2 separate regions of the Homo sapiens genome follow, and region 1 is linked to region 2. Evidence: read pairs that join two places in POLR2A ChIA-PET (ENCODE). Cell type or tissue: IMR-90. All regions are shown on one strand.

What was found. Peaks named below come from ENCODE experiments on the same cell type or tissue, not always from the same donor. Only the 100,000 strongest peaks of a DNase experiment are listed, where the experiment ranks them.
Region 1: POLR2A ChIA-PET joins it to region 2 with 6 read pairs; 2 of 35 experiments call an interaction of 5 or more read pairs at or near these places.

Annotation. Positions count from the first base shown.
Region 1 is chr18:7,188,502-7,193,501 of GRCh38, reverse strand. No RefSeq gene overlaps it. Among named protein-coding and RNA genes, the nearest start is that of LRRC30, 40 kb to the left of the region's middle. In IMR-90, no CTCF peak of the experiment used is centred here; no DNase peak of the experiment used is centred here.
Region 2 is chr18:7,759,038-7,764,037 of GRCh38, reverse strand. All of the region lies in intron 1 of PTPRM (protein tyrosine phosphatase receptor type M), which reads right to left. Among named protein-coding and RNA genes, the nearest start is that of PTPRM, 190 kb to the right of the region's middle. In IMR-90, no CTCF peak of the experiment used is centred here; a DNase peak (open chromatin) is centred at 2,567.

The sequences.
Region 1 (5,000 bases), 570 kb after region 2:
AACTGCCAAGCAGCAATCACAGATGCTCTTGTTGGAGACATTTTTTTAAAGGCTTGGGAAATGAATGGAGAGACAAGCAAGAAAAAAAAGAAACAGGATGGAGGTACCTTCTGTTTCACAGAGAAATCCTAAAGCTGTGGAAAAACCATTCTCCCGCCAGGCACGGTGGCTCACGCCTGTAATCCCAGCACTTTGGGAGGCCGAGGTGGGCAGATCACAAGGTCAGGAGTTCCAGAGCAACCTGGCCAACATGGTGAAACCCCGTCTCTACTAAAAATCCAAAAAAAAAATTAGCCGGGCGTGGGGGCAGGTGCCTGTAATCCCAGCTACTTGGGAGGCTGAGGCAGGAGAATTGTTTGAACCCAGGAGGCAGAGGTTGCAGTGAGCTGAGATCGCACCATTGCACCCCAGCCTTGGCGACAGGGCGAGACTCTTAGCTCAAAAAAAAAAAAATGTTTTCCATCACAGCATTTGACTCAGAATCCTTATCAGGGACTGTAGCTTACGCACGTGTGGAACACCTGCTGGATACCTAGCACAGTGCCTCACCTGTGGAAGTTACCCAGCAAAGGCGTGTCACACTGTTTTAACTTCATTAATTTTCTGTTCTTTCTTTCTTCCCAATCCTTGGTTCCCACTGAATATGGCTTTGGCTTAACAAAATCCTAACACCTGATTAGAAGTAGACGGGCAAGCAGAAAAAAGACAGGATTGTGTAAAGCAGAATCAGTATAAACAGTAAATTCTAAACTCTCACTTCTAGTCAAGATGAGATGTCTAAAAAACAGGACAAAATACACAAAACAATGGTTTTCAGACATTGGACGTCAAGCAGTGCAGGACACTGACCCCTGAGCTAGAGGACACCAACAGGGTGAGCCCTGCTCGCCCAGCTCACTTCCTGGAAAGGAGGGAAGCAGAAACAGATGGTTCAGGAGACAGTGCTGGGAGTATGGGGAGGCCAAAGTGGCTAGAGTTTGCAGGGGAGGGAACCGCAGAGATGAGAGTTACACAGAGAGAGAGAGCACCAGAGACCTGCTAAGAGGCCCTCCAGCCAGTGGGTGAGCACTGATGGGTGTATGCATGTGATAAGACTACCCAAGGCCCGGAAAAAAGCCAAAAAATCCCAAAAGGATTACAGAGGCCAATCGCTTCAACTCACACAGGCCCAGCAACAGCTTGCGATCCCGAGTAGAAAATCTCATACTTCACACCACATCAGGCAGAGTACTTACATGGTATTGCCTCTGCAGTGGGGAAACTTTGTAATAAGGTCTACTTTGACCCAGCCAACAAAGCTTCAAGGTATGCTACAAAAGGATTGAACTTTCTTCAAGTAACTAAATGGCATTCCAGAACAAAGCTCAAAAACATCCATTGTGAGAGAAAATATCCAGCATCTAACAAATTAAAATTCATAGCAAATGTATTTGTAATAGCCAAAAAATGGAAACAAGCCAAATGTCCATCAACAGGTGAAAGGTTAAACAAATTGTAGTATAATCCACACAATGGAATAGTAGACAGTGATAAAAAGGAACAAACTGCTGATACACGCAACAAAATTGATGACTCTCAAAATAATTACACTGAAGGAAAAAGGCCAGGCTAGAAACAAAAACAAATAAGAGTACATACTTTATTTTCCCGTTTATATAAAAGTATTGAATATTCAAGCTAATCAATAGGGACAGAAAGCAGATCATTGGTTGCCTTAGGATTCTGTGGCCTGGAGGGGAATTACCAAGGCTATCAGGAAAATTTGAGGATTTCGAATATGTTCATGATTGGATCGTGCAGACAGTTTCATATACATATACACACATTATGTTAAATCTTACCAAATTGTATAGTTTAAACACATACAGTTTATTTTATATTGGTTATATCTTATTAAAGCTTTTTCCTTTTTTTTTTTTTTTTTTTTTGAGACAGAGTCTCGCTCTGTCGCCCAGGCTGGAGTGCAGTGGCATGATCTCAGCTCACTGCAAGCTCTGCCTCCCAGGTTCACGCCATTCTCCTGCCTCAGCCTCCCGAGTAGCTGGGACTACAGGCACCCACCACCACACCAGGCTAATTTTTTGTATTTTTAGTAGAGATGGGCTTTCACCGTGTTAGCCAGGATGGCCTCGATTTCCTGACCTCGTGATCCGCCCACCTCAGCCTCCCAAAGTGCTGGGATTACAGGCATGAGCCACCATGCCCGGCCCTTAAAGCTTTTTTTAAAGTAAGTTTATCTCCTCAGTTGTTTAAGTAGGAAAAAAAAAGTATTTCCTTTTTTAATGGAAATGCTTAAGTTTTTAGACAAATATTGCTTTCATTTTCTGATTTTCACACAGATGCTGTGAATTCAGGAGATTAAATGTTGCTGTTTCCCTGTTTAGAGAATGAGGCTAATTTCCCAGAGGTGAGCTGGTTTATTCAAGTTCACACGGCTTGGTGATGGAGGTAGAATCACAGTCACAGTTCAGGTTTTCTGACTCCTGGAGTAATCACAGTGGCTCCTCTGCTTAGTTACAAGTCTCATGGGGAACATTGCAATTGGGCTGTCAGAGATTCTGTTTTCATCAGCCACAATGCAGCCAATAAATCCCCAAGATCATTGTACTTTCATGGGTTACTAGATTTGGAATAAAACCAAAGTTACAAGTGACAGTTTGAAGGAAATTTCAATCACAAAATGCAAAGTGTGTTGCACTCCAGCCACCCCGGATGAGTTATTGGCCAGTTTATTGATCATGTTGGGTAATCACTGTAATCCCTAGAGCTCTCAGAGTGAGACCTGTGTAATAGAGCACATGTAATTCTCAATAAAAGCAGAAGCCCATGAAAGGAAGTTTTCCTTGTAACACACTCTCCTTTGAAAGTCTAATTCCTAGTCATCATCTTGTTACTAGATCAGAACATATGGCTATGTTTTCTCTCCAAATATATCTGTGAGTTTTTCCTTTATCTCAAATAAGTCCAGCAACCAGAGAAGGACATGGATTGCTCCTACAGTTCCAAGCTCTGTGCAGTAAGATTTGAATACATGAAAAAAAAAAACATAAAATTCTATTTCCTTGCTTTATGCCTCACCAGCCAGGTGCCTTGGGCAAGAGTTTCACCTGAGCACCAATTTTCACATTCTGTCTAAGGGCAGATAATGTTTATGTATGGAACAGTGTTGGTCTTCCAAGTTTTTCTAATAAATGTGTATAGACGATCACTCAAATTGTTGCTTTTATTTTCAGTTTCCTACCCTATACTGTTATTCTCAAAATTTCCAAGCTAGACAAAATTTTCATTCCTTCTTTGTGTTTTCAGCTGGAATCCTGTCTGCAATAACATCTCCTCATCTCCAGGCAAACTGGGTTACTCTTCACCCCTCTCTGGTCACCCCGCCTGACTCTGGCCTCAGCCCTGACCATCCAAGCACTTTCCTCACTGGGATTTACCCAAAATCACAGGTCCCATTTCATGCACTCTTCCTTCAAGCTCCATTTTAAATCTTTTACAAATCTTCTCTGACTACTTAATGAGCCCATTTAGTTCTCTGTCCTCTACCTTCTCACATTATTGGAAGTGCAAGTTTCCTATTTGCTTATCAATTCCAGCTTTTACTGTCATCATTTTTTTTTTTTTTTTTTTGAGATGGAGTTTCGCTATGTTGCCCAGGCTGGAATACAATGGCGTGATCTCGGCTCACTGCAACCTCTGCCTCCTGGTTTCAAGCAATTCTCCTGCCTCAGCCTCCTGAGGAGCTGGGACTACAGGAATCTGCCACCACACCTGGCTAAGTTTTGTATTTTTAGTAGAGATGGGGTTTCACCATATTGGTCAGGCTGGTCTCGAACTCCTGAGCTCAGCCTCCCAGAGTGTTGGGATTACAGGTGTGAGCCACTGCGCCCGGCCATTACTATCATTTAAGGACATGTCTATTTCCTTCATTTTACAATCAGCACTTGAAGCAGTATTAGATTTTACTCAAGTTTATAGATTATACGAAACCTGTCATCTGGGCAATTCAGTAATATGGAGCAGATACAAAGAGGTGTGAGGGAAAAACTATTATACCATTAAATTCTGCCTGCTTTTGAACTTTATGTAAAAATGGGGCCATGCTGCATGTATTTTGTGCTGACTGGCTTTTTTTTTTTTTTTTGAGATGGAGTCTCACTCTGTCACCCAGGCTGGAGTGCAGTGGCCGATCTCAGCTCACTGCAAGCTCCGCCTCCCAGGTCACTCTAACATGGTGAAAGCCCATCTCTACTAAAAATACAAAAAATCAGCCGGGCGTGGTGGCGGGCGCCTGTAGTCCCAAGCTACTCAGGAGACTGAGGCAGGAGAATGGCGTGAACCTGGGAGGCGGAGCTTGCAGTGAGCTGAGATCGTGCCACTGCACTCCAGCCTGGGTGACAGAGCGAGACTCTGTCTCAAAAAAAAAAAAAAGGAAAAAGCTTTAATAAAATATAACCAACATAAAATAAACTGTATGTGTTTAAACTATACAATTTGGTAAGATTTAACATAATGTGTGTATATGTATATGAAACATTTACATCTGTAAATGGCCTTGTGTACCTGAAAATAATTTGTCTTCCAGCACTGTTGGGTCTGGTGTTACATGTGCATATATTTGGTCAAATTATTAAATGTGTCATGTTCAAGTCTTCTCTATCATTATCAAATTCTTCATGCTTATCATCTCCTGAGACAGATATATATTCTTAGTTATGTCAACTTTTAAAAATACATTCACAGCTATAGTGTAGAAGTTGCAAAAGATGCATAAAAGTTTTAAATTGTTATATCTTCCTAGTTAACTGGAACTTAAATCAATAAGAAGCCCCCTTCACGTTCATCCATGTTGGAGCAAATGACAGAATTTCCTTCTTTTTTAAGGCTGTATGGTACTCTATTGTGCATATATACCACTATATACCATATCATCTTTATCCATTCATCTGCTAATGGACATTTAGGTTGATTCCATAAGTTGGCTATTGTGAATAATGCTG
Region 2 (5,000 bases):
ACTCAAAACAAGAAGAGATATCTTAGGTAGAAAACAATCCTGGTTACTGGTTAGAGATACCCAGGAAATTAATTAAAAAAAAAAAAAAGAATTGCATTTTATGCCCAGTAGCACTGCTGCCAGTTTAGTGTGATTTACAAATCCACCTCTTGATTTTATTAGCATAAAATCATTATCTGGGACAGCTGATAAACTCCTGAACTCACCAATATGCAGTACAGCCAAACCATGCTATTTATTCAGCTTAAAACAGACAGCCAACTATTTATTTTCACCAGACATTGATTAACCTAAACTCAACTAAATGTACTTCCCTCAATGAACATTTTTTCTACACATTATATTCATTGGGTAGAATCAAATTATAAGGAAAAAGTAAATATAGTTTCACATATCCTGTCGGTAAAATATTCATTCCAATTTCCTATCATGAGGAGAACTTCTTCTAATACAACCATGGGGAACTCGTACAGATGAGTGTATTTAATTGGGATCATAGAACTGAGATACAGAGAGTCCTGGATCAGTTACATGTGTCTTGCTCTTTGCATCAAAAGGAGATATGCAGTCTTCATATCAAAGGTATGCTCAACTTACATGATTTCAACATTGAAAAGGAAGGGGCATATGACAGAGAAATCATACATTTAGTCCAGAAGCCTAACAATCTTACGCTCCAAACAAGCTGAAACTAAGAAATTAGAAATATGAACTGGTGCTCCTCCACCTCCACCTAGTTAGCCTCTGCTCCTTCCATCTCCAGGCTTTGCTTAGTGTGACATTTCACTGGGGTCCAAATAATTTTCATGCTTAAAGATCAGCATTTTAATTAAAGTGTGTCCAAAATCCAAATCACCAATCTAATCCTATGCTCAAATGCATAAACAGCAATCCAATGACAAGGGGGTGCAGGGGATGACTTTATTGGACTTACTGAGAAACATTATGCTGGTCTCCCACCCAAAAGGTTCCTTAAGGATTTTGGGGTGCAATTTTGAACATGAGCAAGTCCCTGAGAATGTGGGCCCTATAGAATGTATGAGTCCTTTGTAATATCTATCACCTAACTCCCAGGGAAATAGGGAAGATTGAACTTAGAGGTGTATGTGAAAGTGTAGTCACTGTTACAAGGTGATGAACATCAAAGAAAGTCACAACTATGTTTGGCACATGCTATCTGAAACAGGATAACAAAGTCACAGACATTTCTTTCTTTATCTTGCCTATATTGGCTGAGTGACTGCCTCTCTCTGCCTGACACCTTATCTCCTAAACAACTGCTTAAATTTTTCTTTCAGTCTCCTATTCCTACCATGCCACAATTTGAGTTTCAGCTCATGTTCCCGTTTGATTTGACCCATTCCCTCAAACCTGGATTCTGCTCTCTCCAGTATATCCCACACACTCCCAACAAGCTGAATTTTTATAAAATACACAGCTGAAAATGCTCTCTCCCTACTTAAAACTATTCATCAGCCCTTTATTGTCCATCGGATAGTACTCAAATTTTAATCATGTGACATCTGTTGTTTTTCTGATTCAACCCCCGTCTACCTCTTTATCTTCATTCCTTGCCACCACTTCCCTTTAGTTTTACACTCTAGTAATTCCCGACTATCTGTAGATTCACCCCCAATGATCCTCCTGCCCATATGCTACCCCTATGCTCATGCGGTCCCTGCACCTGTTCAGCACTTGTCCCACCCCTCCCCCAGCATCTGCTTGGAAAACTCTTGCACACTTTTCAAATCCCAGCTCGGACAACACCTCTCCCAGGTACCTGTTGCTGAGGGCTTTTCACAGATAAAATCAATCACTCCTTCCCATGTGGTAACCATCACTGCCAAATATACAGGTTTTCTTGATGTCCTTATCATACTGCAGGGCAATGTAACTTTGGACATGCTTGTCTTCTCTATTGCACTGGGCGGTCCTTGAACAAGGACAATGTTCTGTTCATCTCTGTCTCCCCAGTCCTGGAAAGGTGTTTGCCACTCATTAAATACTTGCTAGATTTAACAGAATGTTGTAAAGTTTTTTGTAACAAAGGTAAGAATAAAAACTGTTTACTGCTCTATCTTTATTAGAAAGGAGCGCTGAAGAAAAAACATCTAATGGACTCCATTCACTGAACACTCTGGCTACATCAAAGGAAGAAGAAACTCCTGATTCTAGAGTTTTGCCTTTTTTATCTGACTCATGGCATCTCCCTCCTTCCCTGTCACCATCACTCCTCCTAAGGACTTGTGTGCCAGGCATGATGTCAGGCACTAGGGAGGAAAAGGGGAAGGGATAAGAGAACGGACAGGATGAAAAAGAAGTCCTTGTCCTCAAGGAAGACAACTTGTGGAACACAGAGGAGTTAAAAGGATAAATATGAAAAATGCTGTAAGAGCCAACAGGAAGAACAAAAACTCATCCTGAAGGTCTCCTTTTCCTACATGAGCCAGATAAAAAAAAGAAAACCAGAGAGTCAGTACCTAAATGTAAGAATCTACTAAGATATCAATGGCCTGTTATTCTAAGAATGTGCGTAATAAGGCTGTTATCTGGCAGACCTCAGCATAAGTCAACAAAAAGCACACGGACTTTATGTGCATCATACTGGAACTCTGGTTCAGCTCCTCAGTCAGTGTGTCTGCCGCTTTTGTTTCAAACATGAGAAGAATGTCAATAATTACATATTATGTGTATTTCAAATTTATGAAACATACAAGTAGTTAATACATATTCAATCTCAAGTTTCAATACTCAGGCCATAAAGAAAGCATGCTTTAATGAAAAATTTTTCCTTATTAATTTTTTAAATAAGGAAGCTAGATTCCATGCAATTCTCCAAGCTCTGAGCAATACTTAGCACAAAAAACTGTGATGAATCAGCTTTCCTTCCCATCCTTTTCCATGACCAATTAGTTGCTAAAATATAGGGAACTAAAAACATTAACCCTTCTCAAGGTCAACACAGCTGGGACGTCTTTCTCTCTTTTTCTAACTGAGTGTTTACTCAATATTCCATTTACTTTTTAGCATGTATTATTTTACCACTGACTGAAGAGAACAGATCTGCTGAGAGAACAACCCTGGACCAAGAGGCAGATGGTCTGGGTTTCAGTCCTGTCCTTGCCTGTGTGTGGCTTTGGACAAGGCAACCAAGCAGCAGAATGGAGCTAGGGTGGAAAGAATGTAGATTTGCCACCAGAAGGAGCATAGGTGAGTCCAACCCTATCAACTTACAAGCTTTCCTCATCTATTCATCTATAAAACCATCTACCTTCTAGAATGTTATAAGAATTAAGTGATTCTGCATATATGTGTGTGTTTCTATAAACACATACATTATGCTATGTATCTATCGACCTACTTACCTATCTAGCTACCTGGGACGCACTTACCTATCTAGCTACCTAGTAAATAGTTAACTGTGGGTTTCCTTTCCTTTCTGGGTCTCAGTCCTGTCTATAAAAAAAAGCATGATGACTTGGATCACTGAGTTTTTCACCCTGTGATCCTCAGAATCCTCAGGCTCTCTCAGCCCACGAGGGCGAACCCAGCGCAGGCCCTTCTAAAACCCTGCTTCAACCAGATATATTCAACTTTCATTTACTTAAAAGTTGGTGTACTGTGGGCAACAGAAAGACTAGGCCACAAAAAAAATTAATATTTAACAATACTAGACTCTTCCAGGCCTAGATTATCTCTAAGGTAATATTCCCACTCTAAGATTGCACATGCTATTATTTTTTTCTTTGCTTCCCTTAAAGACAATAATTCTTTATCAGCAACATAATTAAGGTTAGATCAGGTGGACTGTTGGGGAAAGTGGCTATAATAGAAAAACTAAATAAAATAATGTTAAATATACAAGCAAGAAGGATGGCTAAGCTCAATGCTAAAGCAAAAAGAGAAGCGGCAGCAGAAGAGAAGGCAGAAGAAACCCTACTGATATGAAGATCAGTGCTAGAGCTGGCCAGACTCCCTATCTATTGTGAAAAAGTAAGAAACTTGAGGTTACAGGACAAGGCATCTAGGATTGTCAATCCTACATGGGCTGGGACCCATTTTAGGTGACTGTTCCTATCCCAGTCAATCCAAAATGACATCATATTTGCTGAAAAGATCACTGAAGAACACCTAATATTATAGTTTCCGTACAACTCTCCTTAACCCAAACCTCTTCTCAGCCTCTGCTTACTAACGTCTACAATTATTTGAGTAAGTCTACATTTTTCCATCTGTAACAAAGAGGCTTGAAATTTAAAACTCAAAAGAACATAATATGAAAATGGCTTCACATAGCCAGTCCTCTAACCACAGCTACTCCAAAAAAATATTTATTTAGACCTATTGTGCACAGGGCCACATAAACAATCCACAAGTAAGGATAACTAGATATTAGATATTTCTTATTTTGATGCAGATTACATAAGAATATTAGACATATGAAAAGTGGGTGGAAAATAAGTTTAAAAAAAGAAGACAGTATCAAATTCAATGACTTCATAATATGCCTGGGATGAGCCTTATCTGCGTCCAGAAACTATTCATTGGGATATGTTTAATATACCAAGAGAGTAGGGAGTTCTGTTTCTCAGGAAGCTTTTTTATTTTTCATATGGCTGACTTGTAAGAACTTGTGGTTGCTGGGATAAGTTAAACAAAGTGTCACCATATATTTGGTTTTAATAGTCTGAGTGGGTAATTTTATATTTGATTATCTGTGGCTTGGATCTCTCTTTGAGATATTCTTTAAATACCCTTATTGTTGGCCCTTGGCCATATTGGACACTTACCTTTAACAATACCTAGTACTGTGTGTGTTGTGAATAGAGAATAAACACTTGTGCATCGATGGAATATTGACTGGACTTAAGAAATAGTAACCCTTCATGGAGCTAGAAATTTGCCTAGAGGAGGCTTCACAGACCAGCTCAATTTCTGTAAGGTTTAAACCAATGATCAAATGTGTGCTTAGTAGCTGCAACCCCTTGCTGAAGGACAAG